Regions from separate parts of the Mus musculus genome. Here region 1 is linked to region 2. Evidence: chromatin loops called from intact Hi-C (ENCODE). Cell type or tissue: left cerebral cortex. All regions are shown on one strand. Links, peaks and the distances in the headings refer to the core of each region. The heading gives the core; the rest is flanking DNA.

Region 1 (8,629 bases), core at 232-8,231, 270 kb before region 2:
TCTGCCTCCACTTCCCCAGTTTTAGAATGAAAGACGTGCGCTGCCAACCTGTCTGTAGAGCTCTATTTTAATACTAATATTTGGAAGACAGACAGATCCCGAAATTTGAGCCCAGTTTGGGTGTATGGTGGATTAACATACACGCCAAAAAAAAAAAAAAAAAAAAAACTTGTCTGGGCTGAAAGATAACTGCAGCCGGACTTTTTGATTTCGCTCATAGAAGGGGAGGCAAGGTCATGGGACCCTGACCTTAGTACCCAGCTGTTCCTCACAAGCAACTATATGCAATTTTGCCCTAGTTGCCTGTGGTTTGGGGAGGGGCTAGAGGATACTGGTGAGGGGGAAGGGAAGGGAAGGGCTCTGTCTGTGCAGTATGAAATGAGGCTTCATTTCTGCTAGATGAAAACTGCCCCGTGTGTTTTTTTGCAGGTAGCAACACAACCACCACCACCTATGCTCTGCAAGCCCAATATAGTCGGCTTCCCCAGAATGCTCTGTGGTGGAATCATATTTCAGGTTATATATACTTCAGGCCTTTGGAGAAGGGTAGGCATTTTTTAGGTCTTCCCCAGGAGAGCAACTTCCTCTTTATTTTATTTTTGCGGTGGGGGCAGAATCTTACTATGTAGACCAGGCTGGGCTCTGCCTGCCTCTGCCTCCCAAGTACTAGGATTAATATTAAACTCATGTGCCACCATGCCTAGGAAAGAATTTTAACAAGGCTACATCCTGAGAACCTGTCTCACTAAAACATACATACATACATACATACATACATACATACATACAAGAAAATCAAAACAAAAACAAGTAACTCTAGCGTAGGGATCAAGTGACTATGGATGCGAGTGACCCCTATCCGCTCTGGCTCAGAGCGCCTCAAGCGAGTCAGGACTGCGCATGCGCCGTGGGAGGAGCCAAATTTTCGAACAGTCTTTCCCATAGCATAGATGAGCTTTGGAATGAATTCAGAAGTGACTCTACCTATATGCAATCCTCACTGCGCATTGGAACCGTTGTGGTAGCTTGGGAAACGTCGAACCCGCCCATGGGCAAGGGGCGGAATTTCCGGTGTGGCTCGCATTGGGAAAGCAGAACTTCCGGTGGCGGGTGGGTTGCCGGCTGCTGAGCAAGCTCCACTGTGATTCTGTTCCCCTTCACAGCATCCGAGGATGTCACAGCTTGGATCCCGGGGCCGCCTGTGGCTGCAGAGCCCCACCGGTGGGCCGCCCCCTATATTCCTGCCGTCGGATGGCCAAGCCCTGGTCCTCGGTCGGGGACCCCTGACCCAAGTGACGGACCGGAAGTGCTCCCGAAACCAAGGTGGGCACGGGAATGGAACTGCTGCAGAGTGGGATTGGAAGGAAGCAGGGGAGCCTATGCCTAGCCAGAAGCAAGACGAGGCATTATGGGAGGGACAGAGAGGATCTGGGAGATTGTCACCGGAGGGGAGAAGGACAACAGAGAGACGGTCGCTGGGCAGGCTACATCAGGCGGTGATGCATCAAGCCATGCCCAAGACCTCGGTCTACCCCATGTATCTCATGGGACAAAGCAGACCCTACAGATAAAAAAAATACCTGTTCTGGACAAGTCCGTGTCTCTAGCAATCCTAGGGACTCCGAAGTACCTGTTATTATTGAGGAATAAACTGGCTCGGGGGGGGGGGGGGGGGGCAGACACCCCTGTCATCCAGAGAATTGGGTGGTAGAGGCATGAGAATCAGTTCAAGCCCAGCCGCTAGTATGTAGCGAGTTCAAGGCTATCCTGGGCTACCTGTGTTGGGGGATTGAGGAAGGAAGGGAGAAAGTGCCTCTCTTACTTAAGTCCTAGGGAGAAAGTGCCTCTCTTACTTAAGTCCTAGTAGTAGACTGTAGTTGGCCACGCCCCTGTACGTGATGTAAACCCTGACTCCACCCCCTTACCCTCAGTGGAGCTGATTGCAGACCCTGAAAGCCGGACAGTGGCAGTGAAACAGGTACCAGTGTCTTGGCAGCGGGTAGCAAGGACTTGGGAGAGGGGCCGGGTAGATGACAACCCTTCAGAAGGCTGGTCAGCTTTCCGCTTTAACACCGTGCCAGACTAGAAGCCACTAACCTTTCAAAGTTCTGACTGGCCACACGAAGTGAATAGGTGGGAAGATTAAAAATTGATTGGGAGCTAAGGTATTGGATTTGGTGGGGCGGGGTGGTGCCAACCCTAGCTCCTCCTTTGTCTGCAGCTGGGTGTTAACCCGTCAACTGTTGGGGTCCAGGAGTTGAAGCCAGGACTGTCTGGCTCTCTAAGCTTGGGGGATGTCCTTTATCTGGTTAATGGCCTATATCCCCTGACCCTGCGTTGGGAAGAGCTCAGCACATCAGGATCCCAGCCAGATGCTCCACCAGACACTCCTGGGGATCCGGAGGAGGGAGAGGATACTGAGCCTCAGAAAAAGCGAGTTCGGAAATCCTCTCTTGGCTGGGAGAGCTTAAAGAAGTTACTGGTGTTCACAGCGTCTGGGGTGAAGCCCCAGGGCAAGGTGAGGCCGCCACCCCTGCTGCCACCCAGGCTAGCCAGTTAATGTAAAGTTTCCTGTGCAGCCCTGAGCTAGTCTTATCAAAGTTCCTGAGCCTCAACTGTTCTGTGCAGAGAAGACTGAGACCCCAGTGGTGCCGCCACCACTGAGGTACAGGGTACAGGTCAGGCCCTGTAATCAGTGGTGACCTTTCTTGGATCACTCTGAAATGAGGCCACAGAAAATTCACGGCCTAGTTTCCTGTGGCCACTCAGCCAACAGTGAGGTTTGTTTTTTTAAGAATTGATATGACCTGGCACTCGGGAGGCAGAGGCAGGCGGATTTCTGAGTTCGAGGCCAGCCTGGTCTACAAAGTGAGTTCCAGGACAGCCAGGGCTATAAAGAGAAACCCTGTCTCGAAAAAAAAAACAACAACAACAAAAATCAAAAAAAAAAAAAAAAAAGAATTGATATGAGCCTGCATGATTTTCTGTGTACTGTATGCAGGTGGCTGCAGAGGCCACAGAGCATTGGGTGCCCTGGAGCTGTAGTTACAGGCAGTTATGGGCCATCTGACATTTGTGTGCTCCTAACCACTGAGTCTAACCACTGAGCCATCTCTCCAACTCTTCCAACAAAGCCCTTTGCTCCTTCTGGGCTGTTAGTTCTCCAAGGAGATGCTCAGAGAAAAAGGATTTGTGAGACACTGGTTCCTACTAAAAAAAAAAAAACAAACAAACTGGAAGTGGAGGGCAGAGGACACAGAAGGATAATACTGGTATTTAAAGGCTGGTGTCTCCAGGTACACGCCTTCAGTCCCTATACCTGGGAGGCAGAGGGAGGCAGATCTCTGTGAGTTCAAAGCCAGTCTGGTCTGTAGAGTGAGTTCCAAGACAGCCAAGGCTACACAGAGAAACCCTTGACTTGAAAAGGAAGACAGTAAGCCTGTAAGGAAGGTCAGAGGTGACAGTATTGTTGTCCCTGTTGGTGATACCAGGTGGCTGCCTTTGACCTAGATGGGACCCTCATCACCACCCGCTCTGGAAAGGTCTTCCCCACTAGCCCTAGTGACTGGAGGTGAGGTGGGACATGGGAGGCGGCTGGGCTGGGTGCCCAGAGTTCTTTAGATCACAAGTCACCTGCTACTTCCCGTCCACCTTAGGATTCTGTACCCAGAGATTCCAAAGAAGCTCCAGGAGCTGGCTGCTGAAGGCTACAAGGTGTGTGGGTGTGGGAGCCTGTGTGTGCGTGTGTGCGCGTGTGTGTGAGTGTGTGTGTGTGTGTGCGCGGACACATGCATACACATGCCTGGGTTGAGACAGGGCTCCAGTGTGTCCCTGTCTGTCCCCAGTTGGTAATCTTCACCAACCAAATGGGCATCGGGCGAGGCAAGCTGCCAGCAGAGGTGTTCAAGGGCAAGGTGGAAGCTGTATTGGAGAAGTTAGGGGTCCCATTTCAGGTACGGCCAGAAGGGACACTTAGGGACTATATGGGACAGAGACCCAGAGAGAACGTGCCAATGCATCGGGGGTGGGCGGGGGGAAGCCTTGGCTGGGATCATGCTGACAGGAGCTGTTCTCTGAGATCCCAAGGGGACAGGCACTAAGAACACTGTGGCCTGGCTACCTCCATAGGTGCTGGTGGCAACACATGCAGGTCTAAACCGAAAGCCAGTGAGTGGCATGTGGGACCATCTGCAGGAGCAGGTGAGCGCCCTCCTGCCTTTTATACTGTCTGTCCCAGCCTTCCCCTCACCACACGGGTGGCCACTGGAAATGCCTAGAGGTGCTGGGGGCACGGGGTAACCAGGTCCAGCCTCTGTGAGGTCCTAGGCAGTGTTAGGTAAACAGAGATGCTCAGGGCTAAGGGGGAGGGTCTGGTAGGTAGCAGGGACATGGGAAACAGGCTGAGAAGGAAGTGGCCCACAGATAGGAGCTTACAGATCCAGGAAGGCCCACCTTGATTAGGGCCACAAGTTGGAAGAGCAGGCAGTGTGGGCTGCTGCAGGATGTGCGCCCTCTGGAGGCAACTGGGGGAGCAAGCGAGACACTCAGCAGCAATGCCCTGGTGTGTGGTCCAGCCAGCCCCTCTGCTGTCCCATCCTGTGGGCTGGACTTCTCACTGCCTCTCTCTGTAGGCCAACGAGGGCATCCCCATCTCGGTAGAGGACAGTGTCTTCGTGGGAGGTAAGAGGCGCAGGCTTCTAGGGGTTCAGGAACCCTCTCAGAGCTCAGTGTTGGACAGGGTTGCCCTTCCCTTACAGATGCAGCAGGGCGCCTAGCCAACTGGGCACCGGGGAGGAAAAAAAAGGATTTCTCTTGTGCAGACCGCCTGGTAAGCCTGGTGTCTGTGCCCCGCCCTGTCCGTGTGACACCCTCACTGCACCTCTGCACCCACCTAACCCCTGCGTTCCCTCCTCAGTTCGCCCTTAACGTCGGCCTGCCCTTTGCCACTCCGGAAGAGTTTTTCCTTAAGTGGCCGGCTGCCCGCTTTGAGCTTCCAGCTTTCGACCCGGTGAGGCCCAAAAGAGAAGGGGATGAGAGGCCCTTGTGAGCTCCCTGGTCTCACGCCCCCTTTTTGTTCCCCTGCCAGAGGACTATCTCCAGTGCTGGGCCCCTCTACCTTCCAGAGTCCAGCTCTCTCCTGAGCCCCAACCCAGAGGTGGTGGTCGCAGTAGGATTCCCTGGGGGTGAGATGCCACAGCCTGACCTCTGGCTCCCCCTGGCACTCACTTGGGTCCTAGGCACTAGCTGATGACTCTACTGCCCCCACAGCCGGCAAGTCCACTTTCATCCAGGAGCACCTAGTGTCAGCTGGCTACGTCCATGTGAACAGGGTGAGTGGGACTGCACCTCCCCTCCCCGCCACCGTTCAAGGATGGGAACTCCCCAGACTGACTTGTTATTTGCCCTGGGTCCCACAGGACACGCTGGGCTCGTGGCAGCGCTGTGTGAGCTCATGCCAGGCGGCACTGAGGCAGGGGAAGCGAGTCGTGATTGACAACACCAACCCAGATGTCCCAAGTCGGGCCAGGTACTGGAAACTCATGGTGGGCTCGGGAAGCACTGCGTGTACTAGGGGAACACTGCGTGTACTAGGGGAGCACTGAGTGTACTAGGGGAACACTGCGTGTACTAGGGGAGCACTGCACGTACTAGGGGAGCACTGCACGTACTAGGGGAGCACTGCGTGTACTAGGGGAGTACTGAGTATACTGGGGGAGCACTGCACATACTAGGGGAGCACTGTGTGTACTAGGGGAGCACTGTGTGTACTAGGGGAGCACTGCGTGTACTAGGGGAGCACTGCGTGTACTAGGGGAGCACTGCGTGTACTAGGGGAACACTGCGTGTACTAGGGGAGCACTGCATGTACTAGGGGAGCACTGCGTGTACTAGGGGAGCACTGCGTGTACTAGGGGAGCACTGTGTGTACTAGGCGTCAGTGACAGCTGTTTTGCCTCCACAGGTACATCCAATGTGCCAAAGATGCAGGTGTGCCCTGCCGCTGTTTCAACTTCTGTGCTACAATAGAGCAGGCACGCCACAACAACAGGGTGAGCCACTCTCCAGGCCCCATCCCACCCTAGCCCTCCCCTCATCTAAGCCTTGCACCCTCTGACTTTTGTGCCATTTTGCAGTTTCGTGAGATGACCGACCCTTCGCATGCACCTGTGTCGGACATGGTCATGTTTAGCTACAGGTTCGGGGGTTCTGGGGTTCTGGAGGGGGTGGGGGAGGTGGGGTACAGAGCCTCACACCCCCATCCCGCAGGAAGCAGTTTGAGCCGCCCACACTGGCTGAAGGCTTCCTGGAGATCCTTGAGATTCCATTCCGGTTACAGGAGCATCTGGACCCGGCACTGCAGCGACTGTACCGCCAGTTTTCCGAGGGCTGAGCCCTCAATAAACACTGGTGCCACTCTGTGCACAGCCATCTTGCTGGGGTTGTGGGAGGCAAAACAGGTGCCACGGCATCCTGCATTGAGCTTGGGCTTCCAAGTGGGCTCTTGTGTATCTGGCATACTTGGCCTGGGGGCTTGAGCAGCCACAGCCATTTTGTGGTGTGACTCACCAGCCAGCACCAGGTTTCAGAACCCAGTTGTGGGACACTGGACCCGAGACTGGAGTCTGGGGATGTTAAATTTGACCAGGTACAGGAAGATTATAATAATGTGTCAAAGAAAGGCTGTCATGTGGGTAACTAGCCTGATGAGCCTGCTTTTCCGTCTACTTAGAGATGGTCTAACATCACACATCCCCCGAACTTCAAGACTTAGCAGCTGTGTTGGGGGTCAACCCACACTGTGTAACTTAACGACACAAGCAGGGAGGGACAGCAAGTGGGTTAAAAGGCTTTATTAGGGAAACATACAGGGGCAAGGACCATCCTTGGGAGACCTCAGGACGCTGTCCTCCAGGTTGCTGGGCAGGTACAGTCGCCAGGAGCCCCTGCTCAGAAGCAGCTGACCTGGGAGGCAGGAGGAGGGGTGGCTTCTACTAGTGAAACTGCACCCTACTCCCCAGTATTAAGCTGTGGCCCTGGCACCCATTCCTCCCCAGGGATATTGGTAGCAGGAGGCAGTGACGCATGCAGCAGGTCTCTCTCAGGCCAGGGCCACCCTGCTGCTTCCCACGGACACAGTGCTGCTCACCAGTCTCCACTGGGGCCTCGTCTGGGACTGTGGCCCGCCCAGCCCAGGCATCCTCTAGCCACCCATCTGCAGAGGAAGAAGCCAGGGGAGGTTTCAGAAGTGAGCACCCAGAGGCAGGGCCCAGCGAGGGAGGGACGATGGCGGAGCCGGCCTCACCCCTCGCTGCTGCTGCTCCTGCTCCAGGCTTCGCTGCAGGACCTGCTGCTGGTTGGCGATGACGCGACGGATGCCGTTGACAAAGTTGCTCTGGTCGTGCGGGATGAGGCCGATGAAGATCTTCTTCTCCGAGGAGTACAGGAGCATGAGCACACGCACCTCACACGATGCCTTGTAGGAGAAGTGCACGCAGCCCGCCTAACAGCAGGCCCGAGTCAGGATACTCACTCACCCTCGGCCACAAGCCGGCCAGCCCATCTGCGGACAGCTGGACCCCAGGCAGCTGGCCCCGAGGTCCACAGCATCCCAGCTCGGGCTGCCGGGCACAGAGCCCCACCCTGGACAAGCCTCATTTCCTTACACTGGAGACAAGACCCACAAGGCTCAGACCCTTGCAGTTTAACCGTCACTAACCATGGGCTCCCCAAGGTCCTGAGGTGCCTCACTACCTCCAGCTCTGGGTTCACCTACTGACAGGGAAACTGAAGCCCCAGAGCTGGTGGATCTAGATCTTGGGGGCTCCAGGCCTCCTAAGTTCCCTGGGAATTCTGGGCCAAGCTGAACTGTGCGTCGGTTAGTAGTCTGCCTCTCGGGCAGGGCCCTCTCCACTGGGGCCTATCTGGTACAGCAAGTGTCTCCAAGGACTGACAAGCCCGCTGCCTCAGTTCTCCAGTGGAGGCCATACTCCGGGCATGAGGACCGGGTGGGATGGTGCATGCAAACACACAGGAGGCCCTGGGGTATAAGGGTACAGGACATCCTAGCTGCATAGGTGTGGCAGAGGCCCCACCACAGCTTCCACAAGCAGCTGCATTAGTCTGTCTCCTTGGCTGCTGCCCTCCACTCACGAAGCCATTGTCCATGATCCGGCAAAGGCTCTTCAGAGTCTCCATGTCCTTAGTGAAGTGGAACTGTACCAGGCGTGAATTCCGGAACAGTGGCACGAGGGTGGTCTGGGGGAAGGCCAAGGGCTTCTTTATGGAACCCTAGCTTGCTGGGGAAGCCAGGCAGCCCTCTGCACCAGCCCACCACAGGGTCTTTGGCCCACCCCCAGCCTGGCATCCCCTGACCCCTCACCAGCAACTGCTGCGGAATGAGCTGCATGAAGAGCCTCCGAGGCCACTGGTCTGTTCTCCTGCCACACAAGACAGCAGGCATCAGTCAGCAGTCCTCCCCCAGGGGGCCGGCACTGCCAATGCGCCCACCCGGCGGCACCCCGGCACTCACAGGATCTCCCCTTGGTTCACATAGACGTGGGATGGCAGCCACCTCTTGGACCGGCTGTTGGGCTCAGGCCTGGGCTTTGGGGCAGAGCGAGAAGGCACT
Region 2 (8,629 bases), core at 169-8,168:
AGGCATAAGGACTTGGCTTCCAGGTCAGCTAGCTGTAATAAAAACTCTAGTGGTGGTTAACATGGGAAGCATTTTTAAGATTATATGTAAGTACACTGTAGCTGTTCTCAGATACTCCAGAAGAGGGCATCAGATTTCATTATGGATAGTTGTTAGGCACCATTTGGTTGCTGGGATTTGAACTCGGATCCTTCGTAAGAGCAGTCTGTGCTCTTAACCACTGAGCCATCTCGCCAGCCCCCGGAAGGATTTGATGTTTAAAGAACCAGAAGACTCAGGCGTGGTAAATGCCTTTAGTCCCAGCCTTTGTGTCATGGCCTGACCTCCTACAGTCCAGGTACCAGCTCTTGTATCTTGGTGCTGACTTACAGTAACACCATCTAGGACAGGACCCAAGATGTATATCTGCAACTTTTGAGCAACAAAGCCTATCCCGTGAGCAAGGATTCACCCAAAGGGGCCCCCCATGCAGATGACCTGCTGGTGCCCTCTGCCCCTCTCTGCACAGCACACATCGTACACACTTAAGTCAAATAATTTATTAGCACATAAAATCCTCCAGAAAAATACTGCTTTGTGGTCTGCTGGGAAGGAGCAAGGCAGTGCTCCAAGTGTGCACTTGTGAACCCCAGCTCATGTGCAGATCTCATTTTCATAGCTGCAGAATAGGGTACTTGGTCAGGTGGGTGGGGCAGCCCTGCTACTCATTTTCAACACTGAAGCTCAACTGATTCATCCCATGGTTTGCACTTTAATAAAAACTCATGCAGGTGGTGCGCTGTCAGCTCTCTAATGTCCCCTCTACCCACAGGAGCAGTGCCTAAGGAACCTTTGGTCCCCACTTCCCTAGTTGGCGGCGGAGGAAGGGCAGGCCAGGCAGGCATGAGGCAAACAGTCTTTATTGGGTTCACACCAGGAGTCCGTTGGTCTTGAGGACCTCTGTGAACTTGCAGATTTTCTTCTCCACATTCTTTTCTGCCTGTTTCCGTAACCTCTGTGGTGTGAAAAGACACATGTCAGAGCGGTTGCTTCTCACCTGCGCCCCCCTAATCCTGGATCTCAGTGTCCGTCCTCACCAAGATCTGCTTCTTCTTCCGATAGTGCATCTTGGCCTTTTCCTTCCGTTTCTCCTCCAGAGTGGCTGTCACTGCCTGGTACTTCCACCCGACCTCATGCGCCAGACGCCCCAGGTAAGCAAACTGCAGAGGCACAAGGCTGTAAGGACATGGAATGTGCCCCAGCAGCACAAGGGTGAGCCGGAGGGCCTAGGGACCCTATTTCAAGGACTCATCCCCAGCACGGGAGCCCTCCTGGCATCAGCTTAGCCTTTGGCATTATCGGCACTGCCCTAACTGTGGCATCCGAAGACCATCGTGAGAATAAGAACATCATGTGCCAGTCTTGAGGCTCACAAGCCTAACCTGTAACCTAGAGCTTACCTTTCTGGTAGGCTTCAGCCGAACAACCTTGAGAGCAGCAGGGACCACCATCCGCTTTTTCTGTTGAGAGAAAGAGATGCTCAGAGACCTGTTGGGAACACCTAGCAAGAAGGCCAGCAGGGTAGGCGTCTCAGCCAGTGGGGTTTTCATGAGGCTCAAACAATGTAGGTAATAGCAGAACATCACAGACGCTGGACGCAGAGGCTGTAAGGCTAGGCTTGCAAGGCTCACCTTGTCATAGGGTGGAGGGATCCCATCCAACACCTTGAGGCGCTCCAGGGCAGCCTGGCCTCTCTTGGTCTTGTGGGGCAGCATGCCTGTGGGGGTAACAGCGGGCCTCATCAGAGGTGCTGAGAACCCCGTCTGACCCCAGGGCAAGGGCTAGAACAGCCTCAGATGGTAGTGCATGTAGAGTCATCTCATAGTCGAGCAACTCGAACATGAGTGGGAGATGTCTCATCACAAGCTGCCAGAGCCTACCCTGTCCTACATGTCACCACATCACCAACTCACCTCGCACAGTGCGCCAGAAAATGCGGCTGGGGGCTCGGAAGTGGTAGGGGCCTCGGGAGGGGTTGGTATTCATCCGCTTCCGGAGAAAGGCCAGATACTTTACTGTCAGGACAAAAGTATGTGAGGCACCCTTGGACCCAAGAGCAGAGCAGATAGCCTGCTTGTCCAGGAGCAAGGCAACAGCCCGCCTGAAGACCACTGCCCCAGCCCTAACTCACACTTGTTTCTGTAGAAGTTTCCAGAAATGTTGATGCCTTCACAGCGTACGACCACCACCTTCCGGCCTAGAGTTAACAGGGAGTTGGAGATTAGTCAGCAAAGCCTCTTGGAAGGCAGATCTCTTGCTCCAAAAGTATTTTTAGGCCAGGGGTCCCAAGAAAGCAGGGGCTGGCGAGTCTCAGAGCGGTGCATGGGTTGATCTCACAGTCGTGAGACTCAAACGAAAGATGGTGAGTGTTGCTCATCATGGACTCCCAGGCAAAGGTAAATGGTGAATGAAACTTACCCAGAAGTACCTGCTTGGCCACAATGGCCGCCAGGCGGCCAAGAAGATGGCCTCGGCCATCCAATACCAGAACCTGTGGAAACAAGAATGCTTAGGAAACAGTTTGGCTTCCCCTATTCCAGGTTAGCAACCCGTCAGGATGCCTACTACCCAGATGAAGCAAGTGTCCCAAAGGGCCACTATAGTACTAACAAAGCCTCAGCAGGCATAGGATTCCTATTGTGTATATAAGTTGATTTTTTAAAATGGAACTTCATTTAACCCTTCCAGGCCTCAAATCCCAGGATAGCTGGGATCCAGTGGCACACCGTTCACTCCAAAATTGACCAGACCTGCTTTCAGACTTTAGCCTGTTGTAACTTTTCATCGGATCCTCAGATGCTCAAGCAGAACCTTTCTTATATGCACTCAAAAGAACCCGATTTAGCTAAGCACACATCGTCCTGTGATTCTGAGCAGTGCAGACTGGATTACAAAGCTAAATCCCGTCTCAGGCATGGAGGCACATGTCTGCATCCCAACCCAAACTACAGAAGAAGCCCATTCCACAGCCACCCTGTTTATTGCTGTTACTGGAGGGTCTCCGGAACTTCCCAAGTTCTTTTTAAAGGGCAAAACTGTCCCAAACAGCACCATTTACTTCCTGAGCAGCAACCTGTCAAGGAATCTAAAGTCAGGAGGAAGGTACAGGCAATTCCTGACCAGCCTCAAAATGAAGAGGTTCCTGCTTCAGTCGGGTGAATAAGTAATATTTAAAGTCTGTCTTATCAATCTCCCCAATTCTGAAGAACACCGAAAACACCCTCAAAAGGCCTACAAGCCTTCAGATCAGATGTTACAGGAATCCGGTGCCCTAAAGTCATGCAAAGCAGGAGCCTGCGACAGTTTCTCCTTATCTTACATACATACACCAGGCATGAGAGATTGCAAGCTCCCCGCACCCCAACGCCTGAGATTACAACCTGTAAAAGTTGTTTCTGGTGTTGGAACCCCAGCCCCACTCCCGTCTTCCCCAGAAAACCCGCTGCATTTCCATCGCCCCATACCTAGGCAGCCGCGGCTTGTTACGCCCGTTACACAGTCCCCTCGCGTGAGACGTTTGCTAAGTCCCATCGCACAAGCGGCGGGGAGCAGTGGCCCCTCACTGCGCTCCCGCCTGGCACCCACCCGACCCCACACCGCCCGGCGCGCGCAGAGTCCGAACCTGCCCCTCCGCCATCTTCGGCAGCCGCCTGGGAAAGGAGGAGGTCTTGTCGCAGGGTTTCTTATCCCTTGCTGCAGGGGCGGAGGAAGTGACGCAGACGGCTCGAACCGAAGAGTTTCCGTCTTCTAATTGGTCGAAGCGGTGAGTGCGCGTCTATCGAGGCGGGCCATTTTTATTTTGTCCAATCAGAATGTCGCCTGAGTTGGCTCTTGGCGGCCATGACTGTGCGGGGCGGGATGTCACGTGGGTTTCGGAGCGGCTTCAGCCGTACAATGCCGGCCAAGCCGCAGCCGCCATATTTGAAGGGATCGCTCTTCTCCGTTCCGGTGTCTGCCATGTGCAGCGCCATTACTCCCATCAAGTGATGGCGGCTGCAGAACATGTGGTGTCCATGAGGGGGCGAGCATAGTCCCTGTCGGCCCTTCAGAGCTGCTCGTGCAGCGGTCCCTCCCCTCAACCCCACAGTGGGCTGACCATCGCTGGCTGTCCTGAACCTGGGAGTCTCGGGTGGAGGAAGCCTTCCAACGGGTGGAGGAAGCCTTCCTGGATGGAGGAGGATGGGGTGAATGAGGGGCTTTGAGGGTCCCGAGACGCAGACGCCCTCACTCGCTTCTATCCCCAAAGGCCTTTGTTTCCGTGACTGTTGTCCGCGCTGCCCTCCCGTCTGTGCGCCTCTAACCGCCCGCCTCCGAAGGGAAATAACTAACCAAAAGACTGTTGGCTATCAAAGACTCGTTTTGTCCTGAAAACCTCCCTAACCAGCCGAGCCTGAGTCGAGTCCTCCTGTAGGTGCCAGCACCGTTTGCTTGCTTGTTACACTTTGGGGCTATGGTTTTGGGGAATTGAGTTGCGTCTGCACATCAAATTCCCATGGGGCGTGCCCTGTGCTGACCCTGGGCTACTGGAGGCCTCGGAAAACAAATAGAATCTTTTGTCGTTGGTTTGGGTTTCTGACGTAAGATTTCTGCAATCCTGGCTGACCTTAAATTTAAGATCCTGCCTCAGCTTCTGGAAAGCCAACAAACCAAGATTTTGAAACCTAAAAGGTGCACCTATTCCCTGTCCTATCCACAGACAGACCCGGATGAGCTGGTTAAAAAAAAAAAAATTATATACAAGTACATGGGGGCAAGAATGGGGTGAGTGGGACTTTTGGTGAGTTGTGATGTCTCCATCCTCGGCAAAGAGCTGGCGGGGTCGGAGCAGTGAGGTCCAAAAGGGGGCTAGTCTCCACCCAAATGTCTGTGTGTCCAGGCTGTGTCTGTCGGGTGACTCCTGCTTCGCCTCAGTATCCTCTGTAAAAGGGGGTGATCAATGGTCCCTGAGGACTGGAGTTCTCACGTGACACTCTACCACTGATCTACGCCCCCAGCCCAGCCCCTCGCCGCTCCCCTCCCCCCCCTCTTAGGTTAGCTTCGGACTTCTATGTAACAGTAGATAACCCAGAATCCCTGATCTTTCTGCCTCTTCTCCAGAGTGCTAAGGAATACAGACAGATTTACACCGCAAACTTTGCTCCATGTCTTTTTTTTTGGAGGTTTTAGGGGCAGGCCTGGTGGCTCACCTGTCTCGGAGGAGGCAGAAGCAGGTCGATCTCTTGAGTTCCCAGCCAACCTGGTCTCCAGAGTCAGTTCCAGGTCAGATAGAGCTAAGTGAGACCCCGTTTTAAAAGAAACCAGATCTTGGCCTTCAAGCTGGGTTAATGGGTAAAGAAGGCCTCTGCTGCCAAGTTTGACCACTTGAGTTCCATCCCTGGGACCAACATGGTGAAAGGAGAGAACCAGCTACCCACAAGTTGTCCTCTGACTTATATACAGGTGCCATAATACACTTTGCCTGCTCCCCATGTGTAATTTTTTTCAATTTATTGGGGGGGGGGTCTGGTGTAATTTCTTTAAAAAGATGAATTACTTTCAGGTGTGGTAGAACACACCTGTGACCCCAGCACTCCAGAGGTAGAGACCGGAGGATTGCACCCACATTCCAGGCCATCGGAGCTACATAGACCCTATCTCAAAAACTAATAAATAGAGTTGGTTTTACAGACATGTATCACTATGGCTGTGTGTTTCAGAAACAAGCCCAGAAATGGGAAACCACAAAATTTAAAAACTTAAATTTAAAAAATGTAAACAATCTAATTGGTTTTTGTTGTTGTTCATTTGCTTTTTGTTTTTTCAAGACAGGGTTTCTCTGTGTAGCCCTGGCTGTCCTGGAACTCACTCTGTAGACCAGGCTGGCCTTGAACTCAGAAATCTGCCTGCCTCTGCCTCCCAAGTGCTGGGATTAAAGGCGTGCGCCACCACGCCCCGATTAGGAGCCATAGTCTTACATGTGCAGGGATCCTGCCACTAAGCTCCAGTTCCAGCATTTCTGCTTTTCATTGTTATTTTGACACACATTTCCTGAAGTTGCCCAGGCTGGCCTTGAAGTTTTGATCCCTCTGCCTCAGCCTCCTGAATACTGAGATTCCAGGCACGCAGCACCATACCCAGCAGTTGCTTTTATTTTAAGGGGTGGAGGTGACAAAAGCAACCACACAGGGCTACAACGCACCCCCCTTCTTCCTTTCTGTTTTTCTTAAAGTCAGTATCCTCCAGTTTCAGCATGTCCAATCCAGAAGCACTGGAATTACAGTGTCCATCGCCATACCCAGACAGTGTGTCCTCTGGGCTGGGGATGTAACTCAGCACAGCACTTGCCTAGCTTGTTCCTTGTTTTGGTTCCCAACTCTAGCACCAAGAAAGAAGAAAAGAAAGCCTTGTTGTATATAGCATGCCCGTAAGCCCAGCTGTTTGGAAGTTTGTGGGGCAGGAAGGTGCATCGAGGTTTTCAAAGTCAGTTTGGGCAACATATTGAGACCTCATCTGAAAAAAAAAATAAGTGTCACTTAACTGAGAGTTTTTGTTTGTTTATTTGAGACAGGAGACGAGTTGGCTGTGTATTTCACAATGGCCTTGAACTCACCTTGTAGTGGAGAGTGGCCAGACCATTCAGCAATCCTGCTCTGGGCTCCCAAGGGCTGAGATTACAGGTGTAACCTCCACACGAGAGGTATTACAAGTGTAAGACACATCATATTCTAAAATACGGGTGCTGGCAGGGCACCCGCCTTCTGCCCCCTTGCTCATTCTCACAGCAGGCTCTCTCACAAGCCTTCCCGGCTCTCCACAGCTTACGATTGTCGGAGCTGCCGAACCCCTGAGCTTGTCACACTGGACACTTAGTCAAGACCGTGCTGCCCCTGACATACACACCACTCCCCTGAATCCCCGCCCCTCCTGTGAGAGACAATAAGACAGCTCCCCAAATCCTGGACTGACCCCCAAGCCTGGCTGTTCCAGGCTCCAGTATAAGTGGAAGACTCACCGAGATAAGACCCTGGCTGAGTCAACGATGCACAAGGCTCGCATCCTAGGGATGGGAGGGGAGGGGCACCTGAGGCCCCCACAAGGTCAGCCACCTGCCCCCCTCATCCCTCGCCACCCACTCCATCCAGCCGCCCTGGACTCTAGGCTCTAGGCTCACCCCAGGGTGGAGCTCCCCCCTCCTTCTTGCCCTTTGCCAGCGAAGGCCCCAGGCGGCTGCCAGCAGCACCAGTGTGAGAGGCAGCAGCAGCAGCAGCAGGAGCAACAGCTGCCTGGGCCGAGGCTCTGGGAGCTCCGTGGCTTCTAGGGCTATGGGACTCCTTGGGGGCAGCAGGGTGGAGGAGTCTGGGGAGAGAGAAGAAGCAGGTAACTGAGGGGGCTCATCAGCGCAAACGTGGAACGTCCTGGAGAATACGGGTGATGGGTGGTTCATGAGGAGCCTATTAACAACAAAACCTAGACCTGGGGGCATAAGGTAGGCCTGGCAGACCACGCCTTTAACAATTCAACACTCAGGAAGCAGAGGCAGACAGAGCTCTGTGAATTTGAGGCTAGCCTGGTCTACATAGTAAGTTGTAGGACTGACAGGAATGTATCAAGAAACACTGAAAAATAAACCAACACTGGGGATAAAAAGTGTGAGCATGGCTGGGCATCCTGGTCTACACCTTCAACCCCAGAAGTCAGGAGCAGAAGCTGAGGGATCTCAGCCTGGTCAGCATAGCAAGCTACAGGCAGCCAGGACTATAGAGACAGACTGTCTCAAAAGAACACCGTCAAAACAGAGGGGAGGGGAAAAAAGAGAAAACAGTGAGCATGGCTATTGGTATTGTTACCCAGAAACCATGCTCACTCCGTGTACGTTCCCTGTACACAGGACTGCCCTAGATAAACATACTGGAAATTCTGTCTCCTTCTCAAAGATAGGTGACCTGGGGCCATAAAAAGGAATGGCCTGTCCTTTCCTGGGCATCTATAGCAATTAGAAGGTTGCTAAACAGGAAGAAACATTTTCTTCAGAAGTTTAGCCGTGGGTAAAGTGCCCTCTTACAGGCTACCTGCCTAACTGGCTTTAAAAAAAAAAATATATATATATATATACATATATATATATATACATATATATATGTATATGTATATATATGTGCATATATATACATATATATATGAAGGAAAGAAAGGAGAGGGACCATTGGAGAGAGAAAGGGGATCAGTGAGATAGGACGCACAGGAGAAAGTCATGGTGTGATGGAAATGCAGACATGGATGACATGAGACGTTGCTATACATAATATATGATGACAAAAACATGAAAAAAAGGAAAGGAAAGGAAGCCAGATGTTCTGGCTTCATACCTGTAATCCCAGCACTCAGGACACTGAGGCAGGAGGATTGCTTTGAGTTCAGGGTCAGCCTAGCCTGCATAATGAGACCCTATCTCAAAAGAAAAGAAAAAGGGTTGAAGTGGTGGCTCAGCAGGTAAGAACCCTGGGTGCTCTTGCATTGGACCTGGGTCCCAGCACCCACGTGGTGGTTCACACGGAGCAGAGACTCCAGTTTCAGGGGATCTGGTGCCCTCTTCTGGCCTCTGCAGGCACCA

The links. A loop is a pair of places that touch in the nucleus more often than their neighbours do. Peaks named below come from ENCODE experiments on the same cell type or tissue, not always from the same donor. Only the 100,000 strongest peaks of a DNase experiment are listed, where the experiment ranks them.
Region 1: it touches region 2 in a loop (2.4-fold over the local background); 4 of 42 quality-filtered maps call a loop at or near these places.

What each region holds. Positions count from the first base shown.
Region 1 is chr7:44,856,232-44,864,860 of GRCm38, forward strand. It overlaps Pnkp (polynucleotide kinase 3'- phosphatase), which reads left to right and starts at 915. Exons shown (of 16, transcript NM_021549.3): 1 at 915-1,323; 2 at 1,932-1,978; 3 at 2,222-2,518; 4 at 3,492-3,571; 5 at 3,657-3,714; 6 at 3,846-3,953; 7 at 4,129-4,200; 8 at 4,632-4,680; 9 at 4,758-4,828; 10 at 4,916-5,008; 11 at 5,087-5,183; 12 at 5,269-5,330; 13 at 5,418-5,527; 14 at 5,963-6,050; 2 more. The coding sequence starts at 1,173. The coding sequence ends at 6,391. Ptov1 (prostate tumor over expressed gene 1) reads right to left here. Exons shown (of 12, transcript NM_133949.2): 8 at 8,531-8,604; 9 at 8,381-8,438; 10 at 8,152-8,256; 11 at 7,304-7,501; 12 at 6,836-7,213. The coding sequence ends at 7,202. In left cerebral cortex, for the core only: CTCF peaks have their summits at 1,041 and 4,510 (motif pointing left); DNase peaks (open chromatin) are centred at 1,011, 1,917, 4,538, 4,762 and 1 more place; H3K4me3 peaks cover 1,982 bases; H3K27ac peaks cover 1,981 bases.
Region 2 is chr7:45,125,039-45,133,667 of GRCm38, forward strand. It overlaps Rpl13a (ribosomal protein L13A), which reads right to left and starts at 3,707. Exons shown (of 8, transcript NM_009438.5): 1 at 3,662-3,707; 2 at 2,458-2,530; 3 at 2,171-2,236; 4 at 1,953-2,054; 5 at 1,671-1,756; 6 at 1,440-1,499; 7 at 1,077-1,199; 8 at 525-994. The coding sequence starts at 3,676. The coding sequence ends at 908. It overlaps Flt3l (FMS-like tyrosine kinase 3 ligand), which reads right to left. Exons shown (of 9, transcript NM_013520.3): 7 at 7,190-7,374; 8 at 7,031-7,099; 9 at 6,151-6,393. The coding sequence ends at 7,076. Snord35a (small nucleolar RNA, C/D box 35A) reads right to left here and starts at 1,397; the gene lies at 1,309-1,397. It overlaps Snord34 (small nucleolar RNA, C/D box 34), which reads right to left and starts at 1,630; the gene lies at 1,565-1,630. It also overlaps Snord33, Mir5121 and Snord32a. In left cerebral cortex, for the core only: CTCF peaks have their summits at 2,497 and 4,046; a DNase peak (open chromatin) is centred at 3,893; H3K4me3 peaks cover 2,443 bases; H3K27ac peaks cover 2,129 bases.